Regions from separate parts of the Homo sapiens genome. Here region 2 is linked to region 1. Evidence: chromatin loops called from intact Hi-C (ENCODE). Cell type or tissue: PC-9. All regions are shown on one strand. Each heading gives the region's core, and the rest is flanking DNA. Links, peaks and the distances in the headings are about the cores only.

Region 1 (5,384 bases), core at 142-5,141:
CACCTATTCACCAGCATTCTTTATGACCGCTAAGTAAAATCCTGTGTCCAATATAATGCCATTTAATAGACTTTGAGCATTCCTGTACATTTACTGGTAAAAGTGAGAAGAGATGAGTGAAATGTGCAAAGAAGGTAGGAGTGGAAGTGCAGCAGTGTGATGGTGAGTGATACAACCTCTTATACAGAGAACAGTCAGAGCATCTCCCAGGGCTGTGAAGGAAGAATCTTAGAGTAATTTATTCCCAGTAGAGACTTGCCTAGTCATAGATAGCATTGCCAGATTTAGCAAATAAAAATACAAGATGCCCAATTAAATTTGAATTTCAGATAAATGGTTAAAAAATTTAGTATATGTTCCAAATATTGCATGGGACATACTTAAAAATTTTTTTAAATTGGATTTCCCTGAAATCCAATTTTAACTCGGTGTTCTGTGTTTTATCTGGCAGTCTTAGTCAGGAGATAAAGATGGTTGTTAAAGAGTTACAGCTGCCATGTGAGGACCCTTTAGGACCCCTAACAGGATCTCGAGTCCCTCGTCTAGAACGTGTCTCAGTTATCCTCAGTGCAGCACTCAGTCAGATCCCTCATCTCTGTTACAGAGGTGCTTTGCGAAATGACTGGTGGCATTTCATCACTGTAATGAGGGAGAAGGGAAGGGACTTTCTGCTGCAGGCTGGGACTTAGTATAAAGTTATTGAATTCTCACAACCAAACTGTGAGAGAGCTCTTACCTGTGTGTGTGAAGTCTGAGGCTCAGACAGAGTTGTGACTTCTTTGCATTTACCTAGAAGAATGGCAAAACTGTGAGTCGCCCCTAGGTGATTTGGTGTGAAAGCCCCTTTGTCTCCATCACTGCACACCTGAGGTATATATCTCTCTCTCTGAGTAGTGTACCTCAGTGCAGATGTTACAATCAGAGGGTGAGCTTAACAGTGTGGAAACAAGAAATTTTAGCACATAAACTGTTTATTTAAAAATATGTCACTTAAAACACCAATATAAATATAGCTAACTTTTCAATATAAGAAATAAGAAAATTAAATGATGTACAAGGCTTAAAGCAGGGCACAGGATTTAGAGACATCCTCTGTGCCTTCCTCCCCTTCACCCCTCACATCCAGTCCATCAGCAAGGCCCCTTGGTTCTGCCACCAAAATGTAGCCCAGATCACTTCTGAGGTCCGCTTCTTTCCTCTCCTCTACCTCCACCTGAGGCCATGCAACCATCATCTCTCCTGGAATCCTGCAGAAGTCTCGTTACTGGTCTTTCCATTTCTACTCTTGCCTCTTACTGTCTTTTTTTTCAGACAGAAATCAGTGTGGTCTTTTAGAAACCCAAATCTAAAACCATTCTGTGCCTTCCCATTGCACTTAAAACCCAAACTCCTAACGTGCAGCAGCCCCCACGCTGTGGCCCTTACCCACCTTGCAGACCTCTTCTTGCTACTATACTTCTTGCCCACATAGTCCAGCTGTGCTGGCCTGTCTCAGGTCTTCTGCATATGCTCTTCCCTCCTCCATGAATGCTTGTTCCTTTCTTCCCATGACGGGCTGGCTCCTTCCCATCCTTTAGGCCTCTCTTGCACTTCTCTAACCATGCTGTCTAATTTGCTAAGGCCCCACTTTATTCTCTATTACTTCTCTTTAGCCATTTTCTTCATGGTATCTATCAAATTTTATAATTAGATATTGGTTTATTAAGTTGTTTATTGGCTGCCTTTCTCATTAGATAAGTTCCTAAGAGCAAGAACTATGCCTATTTGTAAGCCTAGTAACTGACAAGTAGGAACTCAGTAGTAGTACCCAGTTGGTAAATATCTGTCGAGAATGAATGAACGTGTGAATGAAATCAGCCAGGGTTCAAACCTTGATGCCATCACTAGATGTGAGATCTTTGACCAGTTACTTGTCCTCTCTAACCCTCAGTTACCTAAACGTTAAGACAGATCTAACCATACCAATCTCTCAGGATTAGCATTAGAATTAAAATGACATAATTGACTACAAAAAGTCTTTTATTAGCCTGTTGGTTAGAAACCTGAGTATTATTAGCTGTTTTTACTGCTATGGTATTTTCTTCCTTACCTTGTTGTCAACATTCGAATGTTTTCAGTTACTATTTAGCTTTGATAGGCTCTGTTGCTTTTTGGAAAACATAAATGTCACACATTGCCTTGTCTACATCCTCTTGCTTCTACTAGTACCTTCCATGATGCTAAAGCCTTCATTTCCTTTGAAAATTTCAGACACACTGATTTCCATGGGAACCTCGCATCTCTGAGTCCTCCTTGCACCCCGCAGTTTCCTTCCTGTCTCCTTTCTTTCCTTCTTCCATGCCTTGCATAGCCAGTTCTGTCCCGTGTTCTTTCCTCTGGCACAACTGGAGCAGTGCCTAGAAATAGGACATTGCATGTTTTTGTGTATTATTTCTGTAAATATTGTGTCTCCAGTAAAATTAAAAGGCCCAAATCTATTTTAGTAAATGCTCCTAAGCCTCTCTTTGAAATCCTATACTAGTGATAAAAGTCATTTTTTAATATTTCAAAATGCCCAAATATAATAAATCCCAGAAACTTTTTTAAACTGAATCCAAATTATTTTTTAAACTGGATTCTTTCTCCCACTTAAAAAAAATGAGATAGGCTTCATTCCTTTTTGAACACTTACAATTCAGTGTAGAGTATAACATACTTTTCTAAGTAAAATTATTTATACTTTAGAATGTGGACAATCTTTGGAATTTTTCTCTAAAATAATAACCAACCATGAATAAAAATCGCCTAAGTGTTGCATATTACCTAATATGCATATTAGCACTTGTCTGCTTTTACTAGCAACATATTGAAAACATATCGCACATCCATATTGTGCACATGAGGATGCACCCTTCCTCATCCTCATCCCTCATGGGGAATGTGCTTGGAGCCCCTCAGAAGCTGGCTTGCTGTGGCTGGCTTTTTGCCGCTTCAGAACACAGGCCCTAACAGCCTTGTTCTCCTGCCTCTGTCTGTCATAGAAATGAGGCACCTGCATAGCTTAGAGACCAGGCTTGGGCTGTTTGTCCAGCTGTGACATCTGACACTGTGGTTAGCTTGTTCGTTCTTGCGGCTGTTGTGTAGTCTTTGTAGATGAATGTTCTCTTCCCTAGAAGCAGGAGAGAACTGTCCAGCTGCTGGCATGACTCACACTTCTGTATGTGATAGCTTTGAATTACATTCACTGACTGAGTAATTTATTGGCTGTTGATTGCGTGTTAAAAGGGTGAGTAACAGTATTTTGAGTGAACTGGAGGCCTGCTTCTTTTTTAAAGACTTGAGCCAAGAATGACTTCACCTGCCTTCACACTTTTTTCTATAAAATACAAATATGATTTTCTTCACAGTTCAACAGATATTGAGTATCTCTAATATGTAATGCACTGTCCCTGCCTTCAAGGGGCTCACCATCTACCACTAGGGAGAAAGGAAAGAATGCCATAATGTAAGGCAGAATGTAAGAACCATTAGAAAGGTATTTTAATAATGTGGTTCAGAGGAGTGAGAGGTCAAGTTACAGGGGAGTCAGAAAAGGATACTTTGCCAGGCATGGTGGCTCATGCCTGTAATCCCAGCACTTTCAGAGGCTGAGGTGGGCTGATCGCATGAGTCCAGGAGTTCGAGACCAGCCTGGGCAACATGGTAAAACCCCATCTCTACCAAAAATACAAAAAAATCAGCTGGGCGTGTTGGCGCATCCCTCTGGTCTCTTCTACTTGGGAGGCTGAGGTGAGAGGATCCCTTGAGCCTAGGAGGCAGAGGTTGCAGTGAGCCGAGATCACACCACTGCACTCCAGCCTGAGTGATAGAGTGAGAGCCCATCTCAAAGAAAAGTAAAAGATAGTTTTCTTTTCTGAGGGGGATACTAGGGAAGACCCTGAAGGATGAGTAGGGTGCCTTCAGGAAGAGGGCACTTGAACATGTAGTAGAAGACATGAGCATGTAGTGCGGTTTACTTGGATCTGGAGGTATGTGGAGGGAAATACAGCTGGGAAGATAGTAGGGCATTGGAAGACTACATGCCATTCACAGAGTCTACATTGAATCTGGTATTTGGGAAGACCCACTGAAGGTTTATAAAGAGAACTTTGGGGATTTCAAACTAGTAGAGGTGTTAGAGTAGATTAGGGGGTGGAGGCCTGTTAGAGGGTTAGTGGCATTTGAGTGGGAACTCCAGTGGAGGTTATAGAACCAGAAAAAGGAGATTCAGTGTAAGAGAACAAAAGAGTTAGAAGCAGTAGGCCTTGGGAGGTGATGGAGTGGAAGGGGAAATCAAAGATAAATCCAAGGCTTTGAAGCTCAGTAACACAAAGAGGAGTGGTGCCATTAACAGAAAGAGGCTGGTTAGGATAGAACAGTCCACTCTGCCCAAAGCTCGTTTACCTGAACTGGTCTGCTGCCCGGTTTAGATGAATTCATGCAGAGCCAGTCAGGATAAGGAGCCTGTTTATGGGAAGAAGTAGAAAATTCTGTTTGTGGATAGGTTAGATTTTCTTCTGATAAAGTTTGGGATTTTATTTCCTTTTACTGTGAACTGCTGATGCAAACACTTGGAAATATTCTTACCCTTTTTTTCTGCCCAACAAAGCAGACAATCGGAGGTATTCTGATTCAAACAAATGAATTAAATATTTTGACTTATTGAATGAATTCATTTGCTTCTAATATTTAACCTTTTCTCCCACTTACACACCTTTTGCATTTCTGTTTTGTAGAAAAGCTATCTTAGTTGCAATTACAAAGTGAGATGATAGATGTAAAAGTGCTTTGAAAATTCTAAGAGCTATGCACATGTTAGTAAGATCGTTAATATCTTTCTTAAGCTTGTCTATGGGAAATATTTTTTAAAAAGATATTTTACATTTACACTCATGCCTTATATGCCAGATAATTCTCCTCTTACCTGAGTCCAAAATAAATATTAATTCTTATACTGTAATTTTATCTAAGGTGAATTGTGTTTGTGAGGTTTTCTTATTCTCTATCCATATTAAAGGTTCTCTTTGATATCTACCAAGCTATTTAGAATGTATTGCTATAATTTATAAAATGGTTGCTATTTTTAAAACATTGATTTAATTGGAATGCTATAGCTTTCCTTTTAGTTTTGTTTTATGTATCTTGATCCATAGATTTCAGCTAGAGCTAAAACCTTAAACTACTCATAAAACATTAAGACAAATATTTAGAATATATAGAAATCATACATACACATACATATATGAATCATGTATATGCAGAGGTATTTGTACTTTGCCCTAGTTTCTGTTTTTGGAATATGTGGTGGTTCTATGTGACCATCCAAACTAATTGATGACAATTTTTCACACACAATCCCTTTTTTA
Region 2 (5,384 bases), core at 211-5,210, 180 kb before region 1:
GCAAAATCTTAGAGTCCAACTAAAGTCTTGTCTGTGAAATTTCCACCCTGACAATGTCATCATGCTGTGTACAGCTCTATATCCTCTCCACCAGATCTTTTCCCAAACACTAATATAATTACCAGAGGAAGAAATGAGCACAGGAGACATCTGGAGAAACTCAGAAACCTGAAGGTGAGAGACTGCTTGTTACACCTCCTCCTACATGATGTATTCTAGACTGAAGTTTTAGAGTGTCTCTTACAGCAAAAGTGTTATTTAATCAAATTACCCCTTCACCAATTCAGTTTCAAAATAACTGAATATTTAATTAATTCTCCAGAGGGATCTAAAATATGCAGTTTCTGAATTGATTAGTGAGTAAAAATTTTATGTTTTTTCTGTAATTCTAACCTCATTGAACTCAAACTAAATGCCCCTAAATGCTATCAATCTAAAGGATATTCGAATGTTAGAGCTGAATATTAAGAACATCTATAGGACCATGGGCTTCTAATAGCACCCACCCTGTTTTCACAATTAAGCTGTACCTGAAGTTAAAGGAGAGGGAACTATTCATAATGTGTAATTTTATAAAAATATTTAATTAAGCATTTGTAAATGCTAGGTCACAGTCAAATTTTTAAAAGCTATTTCGTGGGTATATTTAATGGTTATGCTGTGGTTTGAATGTCCCTTCAAAAGTCATGTTGAAACTTAATCCCCAATGTGACATTATTGAGAGGTGGGGCCTTTAAAAGGTGGTTGAATCATGAGGACAGACCCATTAACCCATGCTCTATTGGTCTGTCCTTGTGATTCAACCACCTTTTAAAGGCCCCACCTCTCTATAATGTCACATTGGGGAATAAGTTTATAATCCCCCTAATTATAAAGCCACCATAATGTCACATTATGGATTAATATGTTAATGAATTAATAAGCTATTGTGGGTGGGGACCAGTGGTTTTATAGAAAGAGAAAGAGAGACCTGAACAAACATGTTCAGTCCTTACCATATGTTTCCCCACACCACTTCGGGACTCTTCAGAGTCTCCACCAGCAAGAAGGCTCTCACCAGATGAAGCCCCTCAACCTGGGGCTCCTCAGCCTCCAGAACTGTAAGAAATAAAAGCATTTTTTAAAATAAATTACCCAGTTTCAGGTATTCTGTTATAAGCAAGAAAAAATGGACTAAGGCAAGGTACTTGCTTAATTCCACATGATAAAAATTCTGCAGCAGAAAAAAAAATAATATGTAGGTTCCACCTAACTGCAACTAAGCAATTAGAAAAACAAATCTCTTGTAGTTCTAAACACCCGAGAGGGGAAAAAAAGAAAGAAAGAAAAGGGAAAAAAACCAAATGTCTTAGTTAAAATACTGTGCAGCTCAAGGCTGATTACTTGTCTAACTAGAATGACAACAAACAAGGCATTTCAGGACAATCTTGAGAACAATTCGTGTATCAAAAAAGCCACCAATCGGGTATAAGGTTCTCCTTATTACGAGAAGTTACAAAACAACCTCTGCTTTGACAGATACCCTTATGGCAATGGAAATGACAATGTGAGTGGCAAAGTCGACATAAGAATATACTCAGTAGCAAAATATGGGAAACAGTCTTTATTTCCTTAATCAAAACAGGAGTGGTTAAAGAGAGTCACAGATTATAACCAGGGCAAGGAGCACTAAAAAATGGGTCATAGGTGAGGTCACCTCGATGGACCTTCAACATCGAAGTGGTCAGACAATTTTTCAACTCATTAAAATTTAAGCACATCACCCATCTACTTAAATAACAACAACAACAACAAACCTTCCTAAAAATTAACATTTTCATACAAACGTTTGAATATGCACGTTCTTATTTGCAATATAGGACTCACCAGCTCTAAAAATAAAATCATGACAGCTCACAGTCTTTCATTGTACAGTGAACATCCTAGATTTACTCACACTCAAAACTCATTCGTCCTAAATTGTCAACCACCAAGAAAATTGTGTTTTGTTTAAAAATTTTCTTGAAAGATAAATAAAACTAATCTGGCCTGGCATTTCTCTGAGTCCTCTAGGTTTAGGGGACTGGGTGGAACCCAGTTGAGGCAGCAGTCAGTAGCATCTATACAAAAAGTAGTTCCAGCCAGTGAGGCAATTAATTACCCAGCACAGATGAAAGCAGCATAAACAAAAGAGAGAGAGACTCTCTTAAATAAGGAATCCAAGTTGTTAGCAAAAGAATAACCAAAGCAGGTATGTCAAATGCAAGGGCCGAAAGGGAGATTTCTTAAAAGGGAAATGAACCAGGAATTATGAGCAGAAGCAGGTGGTAAAGCACAATTTAAAACTAGCCAAGGTGAATTTTCACAACATAGGTGTGGTGCTGAGTGCTGTATACAGGGTAAAGATACAAGGCTGGACTGGGTGATGTAAAAACTCATTAAATAAATTGTCTGACTGGTATTTGTGAGAGAGTTTATATGCTGCAAAAATACCTAGTCATTTTGTTTACTCTCAAAATGCCACTTAGGAATTCAAGGTCAGGTTTAAATTTGCACTTTTCTTCCCTAAAGCAGATGGATGGGCAAGGTCTTCAGCACCAGTCTGGAATGCAGCTTATTCAGAAGCCCTGCTGTCATGCTTAAGGCAGCCCATTTTTTAAGGGGTGGCCAGCTGAGTAGGCATTTGTCAAGCAGAGAGCAGAAACAGAACAAGATGCATGGAGGGAACATTAAGCACAAAATCAGGCCATGTGGCAATAAGCATGCCCTGCTGTGAAGCAATCTCAGCACCTGGGAGAAAGTGAGTCATTGTGAATGCAGGGAGAAAAGACACAGAGCAGCAGATTTTGCAAACAGTGACCACAACCACCAAGCCCAGACTATGTTACAAATGGACTCTGAAAAGGACTGCATCAAACACACACACACACACACACACACACACAGCACACACATGCAGCGTGCACACACACACACACGGGGTTTAACGCTCTTGCTGTAAGCACCTCTAACATATATCACTAACAGAAAAGGAATGAAAGAGAAAAAACACTTTTTAATAATTATGTTTAATAGTCATATTGTCAAAGAAATTATCTCTACTTTAATGCTATTTTCTCTCTTTGGGTGTTCTGGATTTCTCCAAAAGCTGAAAAAAATATTTTTAAGTATAAATCAGCTATTATCAGGAAATTAGAATGATTTTCAGATGACGATTCTTTCTTTTTTCCTTCCTTTCTTTTTTTTTTTTTTTTTTTTTGAGACAGGGTATTGTAATCTTGGAGACAGGGTATTGTAATCTTGCTATGTTGTCCAGGTTGGTCTCCAACTTTTGGGCTCAAGTGATCCTCCCACCTCAGTCTCCCAAGTAGCTGGGATTACAGGCATGTGCCACCATGCCTGGCTTCCATTCCAGATTTCTAAGACTACTAGTTAGACAGGTAGATAATAAACTCTTTCATTAATTCACTCATTTATTTGTTCACTCAACCATTATTTATCAAGCACCCAGCCTAAGACAACACTGTACAGACCTCTGGAGTCACAATGGTGAGCCTTACAGGTACAGTTTCTGCCTTATCGGAGTTGACATTCTGGTAGAAAAGTCAGATATTAATTAAACAGTCTCATGAATTTGGAAGCATAGAGTGGAGGACTTGGCATAGTCCCACAGATACAAGAAAAGTTTTCTTGAGGAAATGACATTTAACCTGAGCTCCAAAGGATGAGGAGAAGTGTTTTAGGACCTGCCAATTTAGGCATGATCCCCTCTCTTAGGCCTTGTTTTGTTTTGTTTCCTTTTGCTTTTTAAATATATAATGTGATTAAAGTATCAAGGCACCAAGAAAGAGACCAGCCAAAAGTGCAGGCATTTGCAGTGACATCCAGCATCTTAAAGGTGTTCTGTCACTCAGGCTGCAGTGCAGTGGTGCCATCTCGGCTCACTGCAACCTCCCCCTCTCAGGTTTAAGCGATTCTCCCACCTCAGCCTCCCGAGTAGCTAGGACTACAGGCACCCGCCACCACACCCGACTAATTTTCGTACTTTTAGTAGAGACGGGGTTTTGCCATGTTGGCTAGGTTGGTCTCAAACTCCTGACCTCAGGTGAACTGCCCGCCTCAGCCTCCCAAAGTGCTGGGATTACAGGCATGAGCTATTGCATCCGGCCAGGTTATGTATTTATATATGATATCAGGAATTGGGTGAGAGAATCACTATTAGACCAGCATAAAGTTCATTAATAAATAAGTGAGGAGTAAAAGGACAGTCATAAAAACTGGAAGGAAGAAAGGCCAAAAGGCACATGCCTCAATGAAGCACAATTTTCAACAAGACTGTGGAAGCTACCCAAAAACAGCATTGAAGAGCAAGGAGAACCCCAACCCTCTCTCTATTCTCAGAGGCATATGTGGTATGCAAAAATGCACAACTATCCCCAAGGCAACCTCAAAATCTATGCTTCCATTTCTCCAGACCATCTGCCCTTGCTCTTCCAAGTCTATCCTTTTTACTCTGTGAAAAGTTTATGGAATGATACCATCATTTCTTTTAAATTATAAACACTATTGGGTATTTGAAAGATCACATTTTTGGTTTAGCTAGCTCAACCCTAAGATAGTTAAAGCTGCTATTATAGGCCTATCAGATAGTCTCAGAAGCACCAAAAAAGTGGAATGTTTGGATAACATTCCACTTTTTTTTTTTTTTGAGATGGAGTTTCACTCTTGTTGCCCATGCTGGAGTGCAATGGCATGATCTCGGCTCACTGCAACCTCTGCCTCCCAGGTTCAAGCGATTCTCCTGTTTCAGCCTCCCAAGTAGCTGGTATTACAGGCACGCACCACCACACCTGGCTAATTTTTTGTATTTTTAGTGGAAACAGGGTTTCACCATGTTAGCCAGACTGGTCTCAAACTCCTGACCTCAGGTCATCTGCCCACCTCGGCCTCCCAAAGTGCTGGGATTACAGGCGGAGTTTAACTTTTAAAGTAAGACCTTCAAGGAATATTAATCAGGGATGCACATTCACAATCTATTCAGTTGGTATATTTGGATTTTATACTCAATATATCTATAATAGCATACTTTCACACTTCTGCATCTCCACAGTTACAAGGTCTTAATCATAGTGACTCATACTGAACTCTTCTTTAGTAAGTGGGATTAACATTCCCACATGAACTCAAGACACTAAATTATTAATAGCCTCCCAAGGCTTTTGGTTTTTACTGTAATGCCTGTAATGCTTTCATAAAAGTTTAACAGCATTTAAGTAAAATATAGGCTCAAAGTATAACAGTTTTTAAAGCTATTTTTCCTACTATGATTTCAACATTCTTCAGGATAGGAAAAAACTAACAAAAAAGGCCACTGTAAGCTTCTCATCAGGTAAATATTAAGTGAG

Evidence for each region. A loop is a pair of places that touch in the nucleus more often than their neighbours do. Peaks named below come from ENCODE experiments on the same cell type or tissue, not always from the same donor. Only the 100,000 strongest peaks of a DNase experiment are listed, where the experiment ranks them.
Region 2: a loop joins it to region 1, with 9 times the contacts of the local background. A loop is called at or near these places in 1 of 110 quality-filtered maps.

Annotation. Positions count from the first base shown.
Region 1 is chr4:173,249,338-173,254,721 of GRCh38, forward strand. The region is part of intron 2 of GALNT7 (polypeptide N-acetylgalactosaminyltransferase 7); the gene reads left to right. Among named protein-coding and RNA genes, the nearest start is that of MIR548T, 16 kb to the right of the region's middle. In PC-9, for the core only: no CTCF peak of the experiment used is centred there; a DNase peak (open chromatin) is centred at 3,164; H3K27ac peaks cover 1,542 bases.
Region 2 is chr4:173,071,953-173,077,336 of GRCh38, forward strand. No RefSeq gene overlaps it. Among named protein-coding and RNA genes, the nearest start is that of GALNT7, 94 kb to the right of the region's middle. RefSeq lists enhancers at 1,823-2,621, 2,622-3,420. In PC-9, for the core only: no CTCF peak of the experiment used is centred there; a DNase peak (open chromatin) is centred at 2,569; H3K4me3 peaks cover 382 bases; H3K27ac peaks cover 2,256 bases.